3 separate regions of the Homo sapiens genome follow, and all the other regions are linked to region 3. The links are chromatin contacts, found by Hi-C or POLR2A ChIA-PET in ENCODE. All regions are on one chromosome and are shown on one strand. Each heading gives the region's core, a stretch centred on a gene start or an enhancer-like site at or near the end of the contact. The rest is flanking DNA. Distances are from core to core; before and after follow the strand shown.

Region 1 (5,017 bases), core at 357-2,856, 330 kb after region 3:
TCTTAACAAGCCATCTTACACTTTTCGGAGATGTATAGATTATACAACGAAAAAGACTGAAGATTTTCTGACGTAGGATTTTTCTAAGGAAATGATGTGAAATGAAAGTCCCACTGAACTACAGTTTGGGAGAGCTGAGTGTTTTCTTGCTTCATCTCTCACTACTTAAGGGAAAGCCTTTTCTTTATTTATAAACCTAGTAGGATCTTGCTTTACCAATTTAACAACCCTGTTGAAGGTGTTCAATGAGTTCTTACAGAGGACAGCATTTTGAGTACATTTTTTAAGCATTATAAAAATACAGTATAAGAATTATTTTAAGATATGATATGGACAATGGCAATTCATATGCTATGTAACTAACTAGACTGAATATCATTGAGGACAGGAATGTATGCTATGCTTCTATTTTTACAACCCTGTTTTTTCAGTCATTTATCCCCATGTTAGGTATAGTATTATAAAAAATATCAGATGATTAATGAATTGTCTGACTGAGAAAGAAAGAAAATTGTAGTATATAATGCTGACATTTGAACCTGCCTTTTAATTTGCCATCATGAAACAGAAGGTACTAAAACTAGCAGAGAAATTTTTATCCGATTTTGTGTCATGGGCCACTTTGGCAGTCCCATGAAGCCCGAGGAACTATTTTCAACAGAATTGTTTTAAAATGCATAAAATAAAAATATTCCAAGGAAAAATGAGTATATAGAAATAGTTATCAAAATATTAAAAGAATTCTTTATTAATGCATTAAATAAGGTATCACAGCAGGTCTAAGTAGCTAACATAATTCTGAAGAAGTGCTAAGTATAAATTATATTTGAGATATATTCAATACCTGTGATATAATTTAAAATTAATCTAGGATTTCTATTGATGCCATAACCCCTGAGGTTTGTGGCTTACATTAATAATTGAAGGAGATATCAAATATCAGTTAGAGTTAGGAAAAACAAATACATTTTTTTTCCTATCCAAATTCTGGACCTTAGGTTATCATCAACCCCTGAACTAGAACATAAATATAAGGATTATAATCCTTAAAATAACTCAAAATCCATATCTTGTATCATTCTAGGCAAGACTTAGAGTGTAACACATAATCTTTTGTTATTATAATTAAGAGTTTGCAGTTCTGCTAGATAGAATCAAAGAGCGTCATTATTTTCCGCAACTACTACATTAGTATCTATAATGTATGGTATACATTAGTTTAACACAAGAATGTAGCATAACATAAAAGGATGTTGTTAATGTTAATGTTCTTGATGTATTATCTGGTAGTGTTTGGTCTCAATTTATTATCCTCAATGAAATTTTCTAACTTTTTTCCTTATTCCTGTACTCAAAATTACATTAATGGTACTTTGAAAGAAAAGATGTTGCTATGAGATTTTGCTTAGAGTCAAAATAAAGCATTCAGCTAAATATATCCAATGTAGTTGTTGAAGCAAGAGGAAGAAAACAATTCTAAGTATCTTCTTTAGAAGTGATGCAAACCTTGTTTTGTTTCACTGTTGCTTCAGGTTTAGTTCAATGACTACTCCCATTAGTACCTGTCAGCAAATCCCTGACTCACCCTTGATCACTAGCCTGTCTACCCTGGTACATCTGAACTGCCTCCCAGTGCTTTCTGAAAGAAAGTAAAAGTTTAACAAGTTGCACGGAGAAAATCATGAGAAAGAGAAGACTGGGTATCAAGAAACCAGGTCTTGGGGCAGGTCAACAATAATGCAGACTTTTAAATAAGGTGGCAATCGGTAGCAAGGGGAATAATCTTGATGAAATTAGTAACTGGCATAAATTTCTGGGCTGGGAGGGGAAGTATCCCACAGAATAGAATGCTAAAAAATTACAAAAAAGTTTCAATAATGCCATTGTTGTGAGTTGATTTGTGTCTCCTATAAAGAAATGTTGAAGTCCTAAACTCTGGTATTTGTGAATGTGACCCTTTTTTTTTTTTTTTTTTTTTTTTTTTTTTTTTTTTTTTTGCAAATAGAGTCTTTGCGGATATAATTAAGATGTGATCACACTGGATTACAGTGGACCCTAATTTCAACCACTGATGTCCTTATAAGGAGAGAGAAATTTGGAGTTAGAGATACAGGGGAGACAGAGGGCAAAAAGCCATGTGATGACAGAGGCAGAGACCGGAGTGAGGCGGCTACACGCCAACACAGGTCAAGGATTGCTAGGAACCACTAGATGTTAGGAAGAGGCAAGGAAGGCTTCTTCCCTGGAGCCTTCAGAAAGAATATGACCTTCAGACACACCTTGACTTCAAACTTCTGGCATCAAGTACTGTGAGAGAGTACATTTCTGTTCTTTTGAACCACTCAGCTTGTGGTAATTTGATACGGCATCCAAAGGAAACAAATACGACCATCTCCTTTTAAGAAGGGTTAGAAGGGTTAGAAATTCACTATGACTAGCATCAGGGCAACAATCTTAATTCTTGTCTCAAAAAGCTGCTTTAATTTCAAACAAAAATATAAACTGAGTTTGAGGAAAGTATGGCTGCATTATTATTCCCATAAATGTAGGCTGAAGTTTAGGAAAAAGAATGAAAAGTTGCAAGTACTCTGATTCTAGCCTTGATTGCTGCCGTTACTGACAATCCTGAATGATTGGATGTGGCTCCTAGAAATTGCAAGGAGTGTGAAAGTTACATGTGTGCTCACTTAATTTAAACATTTAATCTTTTATTGATCTGATATTAAAGAGCTAAACCTGGCGAACCCAATTCAATCAATTAATAAATAGAGGTGGTAAAAGAAGTACGAAGGAGCCAATAATTTCCTAATTGATCTTTTCAGTTTTAAGGAGCAATTACATACATGGAAAAGAACACAATTTCCAAAATTCCTTTCATGGCTGGATTTTTAAATGGCAAAGCAATAAGACAAAGTGCAAGAAAAACAGAGACACAGAAGAGCTGAGTCATTAGATTAAAAGGTCCTGATATTTTAGGAAAAATAACATAAATGTAGTCATTAATAGCCTTGAAATAGTGTATTCCAGTAATAGCCTAGAAATCAGAATTTCTGTGTTGAATTATACTTCTCTGTATTATAGATCATCCTTCCCTGTCCATAAATCCATATCCATTCCAGGCTTCAATATCCAGTCCTTAACTCATGTTTCCCAAAAAACCTTCCCCATTCTAACTATAGGATTTCTCAGCAAATCTGTTGTACCTCTGTTGCCTTTCTTACCATTTTTTCTTTTTCTTTTTCTTTTTTTTTTTAGACGGAGTCTCGCTCTGTCACCAGTCTGGAGTGCAGTGGAACGATCTTGGCTCACTGCAACCTCTGCCTCCCGGGTTCAAGTGATTCTCCTGCCTCAGCCTCCCAAGCAGCTGGGACTACAGGCTCCCACCACCACACCCAGTTAATTTTTGTATTTTTAGTAGAGACAAGGTTTCACCATGTCGGCCAGGCTGGTCTCGAACTCCTGACCTCAGGTGATCCGCCCACCTTGGCCTCCCAAAGTACTGGGATTACAGGCATGAGCCACCGTGCCTGGCCCTCTTACCACTTTTTCTATTTCACTTTTGTATAGCTGTCTATTCCTACTGATAGAAACATCATAGTACATATATTGTGAAAAAAGTATTCTGATGTTTATTTATTTCAGATCAGAACATCTCCCCTTCTCAATAGATGAGAAGTAGATGGCAGTACACATCTATAATTCATAGTAGAAAGTTACATAACAGTCCTCCTTACCATTGCAAGGCAAAAATAATTTCTCCACTAAATTCACCACAGGATAAATAGATTGCAGTTTTAAATTTAAATACCTGTGATAGTCATTAGATCTCATCGTAGATATGCCTGTTCCCCTCTCCCTCTAGGCTCACGATAGAAATGCACTTCCCCACCTACTCTGAGCTTACCTGTGTGGCCATGTGACTTACTTTGGCCAACAGAGTGTGAGCAGAGGTATCATTTCTGGAAGAATGTTTTAAGTGCCAGTGCATGATTTACCAGTATCTTTTCCCTGACCTGGTGATTATGAAAACACATGCTAACATGGGGTTTCCGTTAGGCTGGGTCTCAAAGGGATCATAAGCTGAGCTCCTGTAGACATGAAGCATGAGGGAGAAATGAACTTCTGCCTATGGGCTAAGATTATATTCACTGAGAGTTGGGGCTTTGTTTTTCTTATGTTACTGCAGCAAAACCTACTCAGTCTACCATGAAAGATACAATAAAAAAATTCATGTCACATCTAATACTTTATTTTCACCTCAGTTAATACTACTCCAAAAAACAGGCAAGGTACAGATTAGAGTCCGCAGTTCGTCAAAGAGAAAGCTGAGACTCAGTGTCAGCAGACCTGGTAAGAATACAAACCAGAGGTTGAATCCAGTTCCAGCATTCTTTCCTTATAAGTTGTTTGTAATAGATACAAAGTGAATATAAGCATGGACCTAATAGTAAGGAGAGGATTTAGATTTTAAAAGGGTTTACTGCAGCATAATCTTGGTATGGTCACTACTAGGGACATTAATAAATTGGATTTGAAAAATTGTCATTACATTCTGTTGTCATCCATTATATTGTATAATATAAAATAAAAATAAAATGGGTTTGTGTTTACTACAAATTCATTTTGAAATTTAAATTACGAAGTTGCTTGGTAATGTTAGCTTAAATCTATTAAAATTCTATTAAAATCATTAAATTGTTTTGATGACTAAAATGAAAAATATTTAAAATACATAATGTATATTATAAAATATTTCATTAATTATATTTAATAATATTTTGATTCAGCACCAGTGAAGAAAAACTAAAGCCTATTTATTAATGCTGTTATTTATATAGTTAAAACTTCTACTTCTGTTCCATAGTTTGACCTTTAAATCTTCTAAGTATTTAATGGCTGCTGCTACATTACCTGAAGTCAAGAGTGCATTTTAGCTCAAAATACACCTAAAATGGTTAAAATGATCAAAGGTTTTTGAAGAATTTTTTGCAGAAGCTAGACTGACTAGCCTTTCACA
Region 2 (4,422 bases), core at 777-3,276, 430 kb after region 3:
GTAGCTATGTTAAATATATGAACAAATATATAAGAACAAGATAGGAAGAAGGCAGAAATCTCCCCTCATACTTTACCTCCACACAGAAGGTACAATTTATCATTTACAAAACAGTTTACAAAATATTATCTCCTGCATTTGGCCTCTGTTCCTATTCCTTCCCACCTGCCCTCTTAAAATAGGCTGACCCTTTGCAACCTTAATCGACCCAATTTAAACACGACCCCCTCTGACCATCCTCTCCTCCATGGATTAGTTACTGCACATTTCATTCTCATGGCATCTCTAGGTTGATGCACACTGTTTTTCCTGAGTGTTCTCCCTTTAGACTAAAACCACGTGAAGGCTAGGAATATTTCTTTCTTCTTTGTATCACCAGTGCTAACCATGTAAATGTGTGAGGAATGACAAAAAGGAAGAAAATACTTACAAGTAAACAAGACCCTATACTAATACATTTCACTGTGCCCTTCCATATACATATATCCTACCCACTCCCCCACTACTAAGAACTATTCTTTTCTTTCTTGTAAAAAGGTATGCATTTAAAATAGTTTCGCTTTTAAATGGATTTTTCCCCAGAGGGCAAACCACTCATTTACTCTCCTGGCAGAGGAAAACAGTAAAGTGTCAAGATGTCTAAGCCAGTTTGAAAATATTTTGGAATTTCTGTGTTTTTCCCCTTCTTTTTTACATAGCTATATAAATGTGCACCTATTCTGAAAGTCAGCTTGAAGCACACATTTCAAGGTATTTGAAATAGTTTTCTTTCCGTTTTTCTTTTTGCATTTCATTTGACTAAGCAGTTGTCTAAAATGTGATATAACCAGAATGTACCTATTTATATTGGTTACTTCAAAATGCATGTCTATGAGTCACTGTTTTTATACACTTTAGCTAGTCAGCCAGTTCAAAGAAAAGAAAATAGGGGAAATTATTAGAATAACAATTACTAGTTGAATGACCTAATACAGATTAAATTATAAGAAACAAGACAGGAAAAGGAAACTTAGTTTATATCTCACATAAGTGCATTTTAATTATTCCATCAAACCAATAACTATATAAACATAATTTCAGAAAAATGGAAGGTTGAGTTTAACATTATAAAACAGTCATTAGCTGTGTAAATAATGAGTAAAAATATGTAATGGTCAGAAAAAACATAGCACTTGCAATGAGAGACTGTTTGTATTAAATATATTTGGATGTGTCAGTTGCTGCAATATTTATTCAAGGAACCAAGCTTCTGGGATTTCATTTCTATTTGCCACCAGGTGAATAAAATGTGTTAAGTTCATGTTGTCTGTGACCTTTTACTAAAAATGTTATTCCTTAGTCATATTCTGCATTGGTGGTCAGGGTTGGATGCCAAGAATTTGCTTGTCATCTGACTGAGTTTCCTTTTCACGTGTAATGCTTCATCTGAATTACACCATCCTAAATGATTGTACAAGCTGAAGAATTTTCTATGTCCAGTAGTTTTATTCTTTAAAGAAGCATTCAAGAACCATTACAAAACAAATAAAGCAAAGATAGATTCTGTATATTCTGGTCATTTGTGTGCCAAGATTGATGGTGGTTAGTAGAGTATGTAAATCAATGAATTTAGGAAGTCTCACTGAGTTGTACAAACTCTTTACTGGGTCCGTAGCTCCATTTTCAGAGTCCTGTGTGTTTTCACAGAAACTGCACCATTAGTTATCTTCACTGGAGGATTTGACCAAATTTATCTAAGGTAATGTGCCTATACACGAGTTTCCTAACTAAGGTTCTTAAACCCCTTGGTTTATGAACTTGTGGAAATTTATGTAATCATGCATATGTGCACATACACGTGCATGTCTGTTTAAGGACATGCTTCACAGGTTTTTAAAATACGTAGAGATTCTGAAAGAGGCTGTGATCCAAAACTGTTTAGAACCTTAGCTTCGCATCAACAGTATTGGCCAGGGACTCCTGACATATTTGCCACCAGTGTTCTTAGAAGCCCTCTACTGCTGTCCATAGATGCACAGTTGCACATCTGCGAGCAGGACAAAGCCTGTGCTCAAACACAGCCATCTCCAGGCTTCGTGCATTTGTTTGGTCACATGAAGTGGTACCCTGACTCTATCAAAAGCTAATTTCACTCATTTGAGTAATACGACTAAGCACACAATAAAACTGAGGATCTCTGAACTAAAACTGGGTCCTGACCCGTATCATCCAGTTTGGTAGATTAACTGAACATAACCACCTTGAGTATAACCAGCCACATGTCCCTTCTTTGGAATGTGTCTCCACATAAACACACGTAGGCTTTTCTTTTTTTTTCTTCTGAGATATTTCAAACAGAAGACCTCTGAGAATTAAAAAAAAAAAAAAAATGAAGGCCCATGTATTCATCTCCCATTTTGCTATATTTCTGCAGGCTTAGGTTTTAAAAAAATTTAAATATTCACATACAGTAGAAACTCCTGCATATGCCTCCTTAATATCATTTTCCTCTCTTTTTCCCCCTCCATATTTAAAAGCTATCCTAGTATCTACCAAGTCTAAACATTAAAAAAAAATCTATACAACATATGTATGCTGGTCTAAGTAATATAAAAGTATTGGTTGCCATGTTTTAAAATATTGCATAGTTCGTCTCACACTATAAAAATGTTTTTGCACCTTTATTTTTGGCTCAACATTAGGCTTTAGATATATCAATATAGATTCATGTAGCTCTAATTCATTCCTTTCAATTACTGTATGGTATTTTCCTATACAATGACACTGCCAGTTATTTACTCATTATTATCCTTATGGACATTTTCATTTTTTTCTATTACCAATGATGTTGCAATGGGCATTCTATCTCTTGTGCCCACTGCACGATGTTCCATGATGGCTTCCCTGGTCTTGATGGCAAGAAGTGATCCTCAGTTCTTGTGTACAGTGCTACTGTTCTTCCAACGTCAAAGGCTCAGCCTCATCCATCTCAATAGCCATGGTGAATGGCCTTATGTTCTTTATGTTTTAGTACATAATGTGACTGCTATAAATAATTATCAAACTTAATTACCATAGGTTTCTCTGTGTGGTAGTCATCAGTGTATCTGTCTCAACTTTCATACAAGATTGTACATGTTCCCTGGGAGTGGGTTTGTTACATACATGTTCTAATCCATCAAGCTGTCTTGCACTTCTTTATACTTAATAGGTCTTCAATATTTACTGAGTGGCTGAACAAATGAAATAAAAGGGAAATCTTATTTAATTTCATGATGTATGAGATATCTTAACAGTCAACATTACATTCTACTACATGAAGTGACTTTTCTACCCAAATTAGCTTATTCATGCTTATCGTCAATACTGTGATCTAATGGGGGAGTCATTCCCATAGGAACTTACAAATAAGAGAAATAAATTTGCCTCATTATGGCGCAATACATAATGATCTGTTTTGGTCCCTCTCTTTTGATTGCAAAAAGAGCTCCTTGCTGTCCATAGATGGGGGTCCTGGAGGTCAGGGGCATTACATGCATGTGTCTGTGAACTGAACAGCTATCAGAAACCTAGGGAAGTTGAGGAACAAGCTAATCTCTGCCTCAGGGCCATATGCCAGATGATCAGTCTCTCAGTCTCTGTCTCTGCCTCTCTCTTTCTTTCTCTCATCTTATGGCATCTCTTTTTTTTTTTCTTTTTTTTTCGTTTTGTTTTGTTTTGTTTTTTCTGGGTTGTTGTACAGCCTTCTGTCTCCTGACCAGGTTTCTCTTCTTAATGCATGGTTTCTTCTTCCTCACAACTTTACCTTACACTCTCTCTCTCTTGCCATGACTCTGACTCCAACTAATGGCATTCTTTCAATTCAACTCTACTGATGATTGACTCACCATGTCCATTTTTTTCATCCCATTTCTCCATAAGTCACCTGCCTACACGGCAAGGACACATGATAGAAAGTATAGTTTTCTGGCCTAGGCCAGATAGTAAACATTTTCAGCTTTTTCAGCTGTAGATCACTGTTGTTACCACTCAACTCTATTGTTGTAATGTAAGAATAGTCACAGACAGTAAATGAATGAATATGCATAATGGTGTTTCAATAAAACTTTATTTATTATTTATAATGGACCCCAGATTTACAAGACGTGATTAGAGTCTGTTCTGTGCCTATGTTTACCAAGCACCTCTCAATAATGGGTTAGTTTTGCATATGGCTCTGCCTACAGGAAATGGATAGGATAGTTATGTGAATTTGAGGATTCTAATTCATTTGAGAGTTTTATAGGGTTAGTAAGAAGAACTTCAAATATGACTAAAGTGTATAAATAATGATGATTCATATCTCAGTGCTCATAGACATGGCCGGATGGTGATTTGTAAATGAGATGATGTACCTAAGCTGTGCACTTGCCCTTGGGCAGCACCCTGCAATGTATGCTTATG
Region 3 (4,836 bases), core at 1,346-3,845:
CCATGTGAGCGTGACATTTTGCTTATATATACGTGTGTGTAAGAGATGAGAAGCAGGAGAATAGAGAGATGGATCTTTACATCACGATATTGGACATAATTCCATTTTTTTTCCTCATTCCAGAGCTTGTAAGAGATATGCTGGTGAACATGCACTGGATAGATTACATTTTTATTATAAAAATCTTCTGTGATTCATACTCGTGACTTTTGAGTATGATCTTTATAATATCATAGGTAAGGTCATGACGTTTTGAATTTACTTTTTAAAATTAAAAACAAATTACAAGTGACAAAAATGTCCACCATCTCTTTCAGTAAAGTTCTAGGCAGAGTAGTATTCTCCTTAAGTGAGAAGCTGCCATTTCTTGCCACAGTTCTTAAACTGAGAAGCTGGCAGCTGCCTTTTCAGGCTGCAGGGTAACAAGGCGGATGAGGATCTGGGCAGGGATGGTCTGCTTTGCCCTGCTACCTCCCCACAGCTGGCCTCAGGAATCCCTGGTATTTTGTACCATCTCTTCAGCTGGACCATTTATTTGAAGGCGTCTTGCAGATAGAAACAGCTTAGATATATTTTGGCCCTTATGTTTCCTATGCTCAAATACAGTCACACAGGTGAAAGAAAATACATTCTGAAAATCTGTGGGTTGGAAATGTTGGCATAAAGTTGTAATTATGTTAGGAAAATCTGAGGTGGAGTGGGGGCACCTTCGTGTGTTTAGCATTCAGGAATTCTTCCTCAGAAATAATACTGAAAAACAAATGAAAACTCTGGTCCAGACTTTTCTTGATTTTTTTTTTAAATGAGATGGCTGAGGCTATGGTCAGATTATAATTTAAGACACTGGTTAGGCTAAAGTTTTTTTTCTTTTCAATAGCAGAATTAATTCCAAATCAGGAGATATAAATCCTTCTTTCTTTCAGGCAACAAATCAACAAATATTTATTGACCTGATTTTGAAGATACAATTATGTTTTTAGTAAATCTATGTACATTAGTTTATAGCTAATGTGTTCAGGTGAACAATATACTGTTGGTAGATTTCCGTGGCACGGTATAATTCTCCCCAAGGGAGTCTTTGAGGCAGGGTCTCACTCAAGCACCCAGGCTGGAGTGCAGGAAAACCTGATCTTAAGTTATTTCAAAATAAATCTAAAGCAGATCAAAAAGAGAAAAATCACTCCCACAAAACAGGAAGGATTTAATAACAGAAAATAACTCCAGGGAAACCCATTCTTAAATTATTTCAGAATAAATCTGGAACAACCAAAAATGAGAAAAATAACAATAGAAAATGATAATAAATGGAGCTCTATCCAACAATCAGAAGATCCCCTTTTCCAGCAACTCTCAGTGCCTCAGCTACTAGAGCTACTTCCCTCTTCCATTTTCTGCCATCAATGCAACTTTAGTTGCCACATCAGAACCCAGGACATCTTTTCATCACAACCTCCAATTCCCAAGCCTCTTCTGTGTTCAAACTGTGGGTCTGCATCAAAACACATAGCTCTTTTTTTGTTCCTTTTGTATTAAAGGTGCTTTCATTTAACTTCCACAGCAATGATGTCTACACCAACAATAGCTCTCATATTTGATTGGGCACTTGCTATGTTCTTGGTACCAGGTCTTTTATATCTATTTCACTTACTCAATGAACTAGGTATTGCTATTCACTAATATGAAACTGCTTTCAGGGATCAAAGTTTTTTGGGCAGCACTGATCCCACCATGATATCCCTCCAAATGTTGATCTAGGGGACAGATCTCACTATCTTAATGGAAGGAGTTCCAGAGTTAGTATTGAAAATTCACTGGCACAGCGTATCTGTGGAACAAAACCTATATTTTGATACTTAATGTTGATACTGTGGGATCTTTTAATATAGGGGATTTCCTTTTTTCATCAAAGTGTAACACTTAGAAATACTCTCATTTAGGATGCTATCATTTCCCTATTTATTCTGGATACTTCCATAGTTATTAAGGTTTCCATTAGGTGCAACATGCGCAATTTTAACTAAGAAATACCCAACCATAATTTTCACTAAGGTCTTGATTAATGTATAAATAAAAGGTATAATAGTCTAAATTTATTTTATTTCCCACTAGGAATCTAGTATATGTTCTTCTTAAAATGAATAGAAACAATGAGCTCTCTTGTTTGTTTGCTTCTTCTGTCTTTTTAGGATTCAGACAATTTCATTAATGAGTCAGTTAATATCAACAAACCTGCTACGGACCAATAAGGCCTTAAAAAATTCTTCGAAGTTTGATCTCTTATAAAATTTTTACTCTCATATTCAAGACTAGATTTTTTTTAAAAATAGAAACATAATTAGGCCATTCAGGAACCTGTTAAGTACGGGTTAAATGTCAGTCAAATTAGCAGAACTGAAAGGCAAATCAATGAAAATGTTTCTTCCCCTGAAAGTCACAGATATGACCTTTGAAAACCTACCGTGTGGGTTATTCTGGCAAAAGAAACAAACTGATGACTAACTGAGAGGTATATTAAGAGTTTCCCACACACTGTTTAACACACAATACAGCAATTCTTTTTTGTAATAAGGAGAAATGGAAGACTAATAAAAAGAAAGATAATGAGCTCCCAGGCTAAACTCACCAACAACTGCATCTCAGTGGCAAAAGGGGCACCTGGGTGCCTCAGTAAGTCAAATACATTAGAATTATCCAAGAGAAGCAAAAATTAAACTTGAATTCAAACCATTGCTTTGAAGGCTGGGATGATAAACTGTCTTCCCCTTGCTGGCAAGAAAAGCCTCCTGTTTTCTCAGTTTACAGTTTATCCCATCATGAGTCACAGATTTTCATTTGCTCTCTACATATAAAAAGTATTTTAAGAGTGTCAGATGACTGCTCTCTTTCAAGCTTCCACTCTTTTTCGAAATGCCCATTATTGCTTGTGAATAGTGAAGAGCAGCCGGAAACCACATTATTAAACCAACGGAATCCTTTGAAACCAATGGCATAATCTTGTAGACATTTACTTAGATAACTTAAGAAAAAAATTCGAATCTTTAGGTGAATGTATTTCTCATTTTTATTCATTTTATTGCTGCTATGCAATCAACAAATACAACAAGTTCTGCTAAATACAGCCCTAACAAATTTTCCCCCTCTCTGACAAATGTTCTGGGTCTTGCTGATGAGCTTTTGATGACTAGTGGAACAATGCAACAATTGGTAACTCTGTGCTTCACTAAACAAACAAATAAAAAGCCTATCATTGTTTAAATCACAGCTTAAGAAAATGATATATTTTTATTTTGGCAACAATCTAGAACTCAAGAAATACTAAGGGTGGTTTAAAAGAGAACTCACGGGGTTTTTTGAACCAAAACGATATGGACATTCTTTAGACAAGCATTTATAATCTACCTGCCAGGCTTAAGTGATTCTGCCACCTCAGCCTCCCAGGTAGCTGGAACTACAGGAGTGTGCCACCACACCTGGCTAATTTTTGTATTTTTTGTAGGGATGGGGTCTTGCCATGTTGCCCAGGCTGGTCTCAAATGCCTGAGCTCAAGCAACTGGCCCGCCTTAGCCTCCCAAAGTGCTTGGATTACAGGCGTGAGCCACCATGTTTGGCTATGATTATTTTCATATAACTCCCCTTTGGAATACCTTAAAGGAATAAAATAAAAAGAAATGTAATTTATACATTGCATAAAGCACTCCTATATCCCATGTCATTCTTATTACGGCATAGCTCCAATGACTGTTTCATAAATTCTTTACAATGCAGGGAAAATTTTTGCTTCAGTGGAAAACTATGCGTTGTTCAGAGTACACCCTTCCAGGTTTTTGGATTCTGATTTTATGGGGCTCTGCTCTTTTCATAGCCTTTGAGCTATTTTACAACTCTGTAAGTTGTTGATAACTGGTAGCAATGCAAAATAATTCTTGCCTATGGACATGTAAATAAATTCTGCCTAGTGGAGGTTGAACTGACTTCCCTCCCACACTGTGGAAGGAGCCAGTTTTGCCTCTATTTGCACATTGATTTCAATATTCCTGATCTTTAAATGTTTCTGTCCTTTGGATAGTGCTTTGAACTGGTTTTAACATCTTACTGGTTTCTTCATTAATAATGACTTAAACTTTTAAAATGAGTTAAATGAATGTTTAGCATGTGTTAATTTTCTTTCTATGTAAGAATCATGATTTTACTTTATTTATTTGGAAAATTATTCTTTAATAATATAAAGAAAAAGTAGGTTTTGAGAGGAAAGTTTTGAAATTAGGTGACTATAATCTCTGATCTCACAGATGGTTACCAGTCTTCTTTTTCATTTCTTTGTGCTGCAATTTTATTCACAGCTTCCATTCATTTTTTAACCCCAGATAAACTTTTGAAGAGCGGAAAATCAATGCAACAATTGATCATTTAAATTTGTGCTCCACAAAGTTAAAACAAATAAACAAACTATCAATGTTTTAATCACCATTTTAAAAATGATATATATTTATATATTTTATATATTTTTAATTTTGGCAACAATCTAGCACTCAAGAAATATTAATGATGGTTTACAAGACAACTTAGTTGGCCTAAAAAGATGTGGAAAGCCTTTAGACAATAATAAGTAGTATTTATTTTCCATATAACTCTCTTTCGCAATTTAATATTTTTATTGAAACCATCCATAGGAACCATTACGTTGTATTAAAAAAAAACAATTCACAACATCCAATAAATAAAAAATGTATTTTTATACTTACTGTGCCCCACCAGAGAGCATCTGCATATGTAGAAAACTCTTTATTGGCATCCTTTTCCACCAGATAGACAAGGAAAGACGAAAAAATAAGAAC

The links. A loop is a pair of places that touch in the nucleus more often than their neighbours do. ChIA-PET counts read pairs that join two places held with the same protein, here RNA polymerase II (POLR2A). Pooled maps may share reads with other maps.
Region 1: a map with no recorded cell type shows a loop between it and region 3 (2.0-fold over the local background). The contact joins two enhancer-like sites. A Hi-C loop is called at or near these places in 9 of 37 single-sample maps with no recorded cell type and 3 of 50 pooled maps. POLR2A ChIA-PET finds 5 or more read pairs at or near these places in 2 of 52 experiments (HEK293 and Panc1).
Region 2: a map of PC-3 shows a loop between it and region 3 (11-fold over the local background). The contact joins two enhancer-like sites. A Hi-C loop is called at or near these places in 1 of 168 maps with a recorded cell type or tissue (PC-3), 2 of 37 single-sample maps with no recorded cell type and 2 of 50 pooled maps. POLR2A ChIA-PET finds 5 or more read pairs at or near these places in 2 of 52 experiments (A673 and GM10248).

The regions. Positions count from the first base shown.
Region 1 is chr6:72,743,045-72,748,061 of GRCh38, reverse strand. All of the region lies in intron 1 of KCNQ5 (potassium voltage-gated channel subfamily Q member 5), which reads right to left. Among named protein-coding and RNA genes, the nearest start is that of KCNQ5-IT1, 120 kb to the right of the region's middle. Within about 2 kb of position 1,606, at least 2 of the 41 ENCODE cell types and tissues checked have a DNase peak (open chromatin) inside an H3K27ac peak, as active enhancers do.
Region 2 is chr6:72,646,722-72,651,143 of GRCh38, reverse strand. The region is part of intron 1 of KCNQ5 (potassium voltage-gated channel subfamily Q member 5); the gene reads right to left. The region is part of intron 2 of KCNQ5-IT1 (KCNQ5 intronic transcript 1); the gene reads right to left. Among named protein-coding and RNA genes, the nearest start is that of KCNQ5-IT1, 18 kb to the right of the region's middle. Within about 2 kb of position 2,026, at least 5 of the 41 ENCODE cell types and tissues checked have a DNase peak (open chromatin) inside an H3K27ac peak, as active enhancers do; they include PC-3, where a contact is called at or near this core.
Region 3 is chr6:73,077,795-73,082,630 of GRCh38, reverse strand. It overlaps KCNQ5 (potassium voltage-gated channel subfamily Q member 5), which reads right to left. Exons shown (of 14, transcript NM_019842.4): 5 at 4,744-4,836. Among named protein-coding and RNA genes, the nearest start is that of KCNQ5-AS1, 63 kb to the left of the region's middle. Within about 2 kb of position 2,595, at least 4 of the 41 ENCODE cell types and tissues checked have a DNase peak (open chromatin) inside an H3K27ac peak, as active enhancers do; they include PC-3, where a contact is called at or near this core.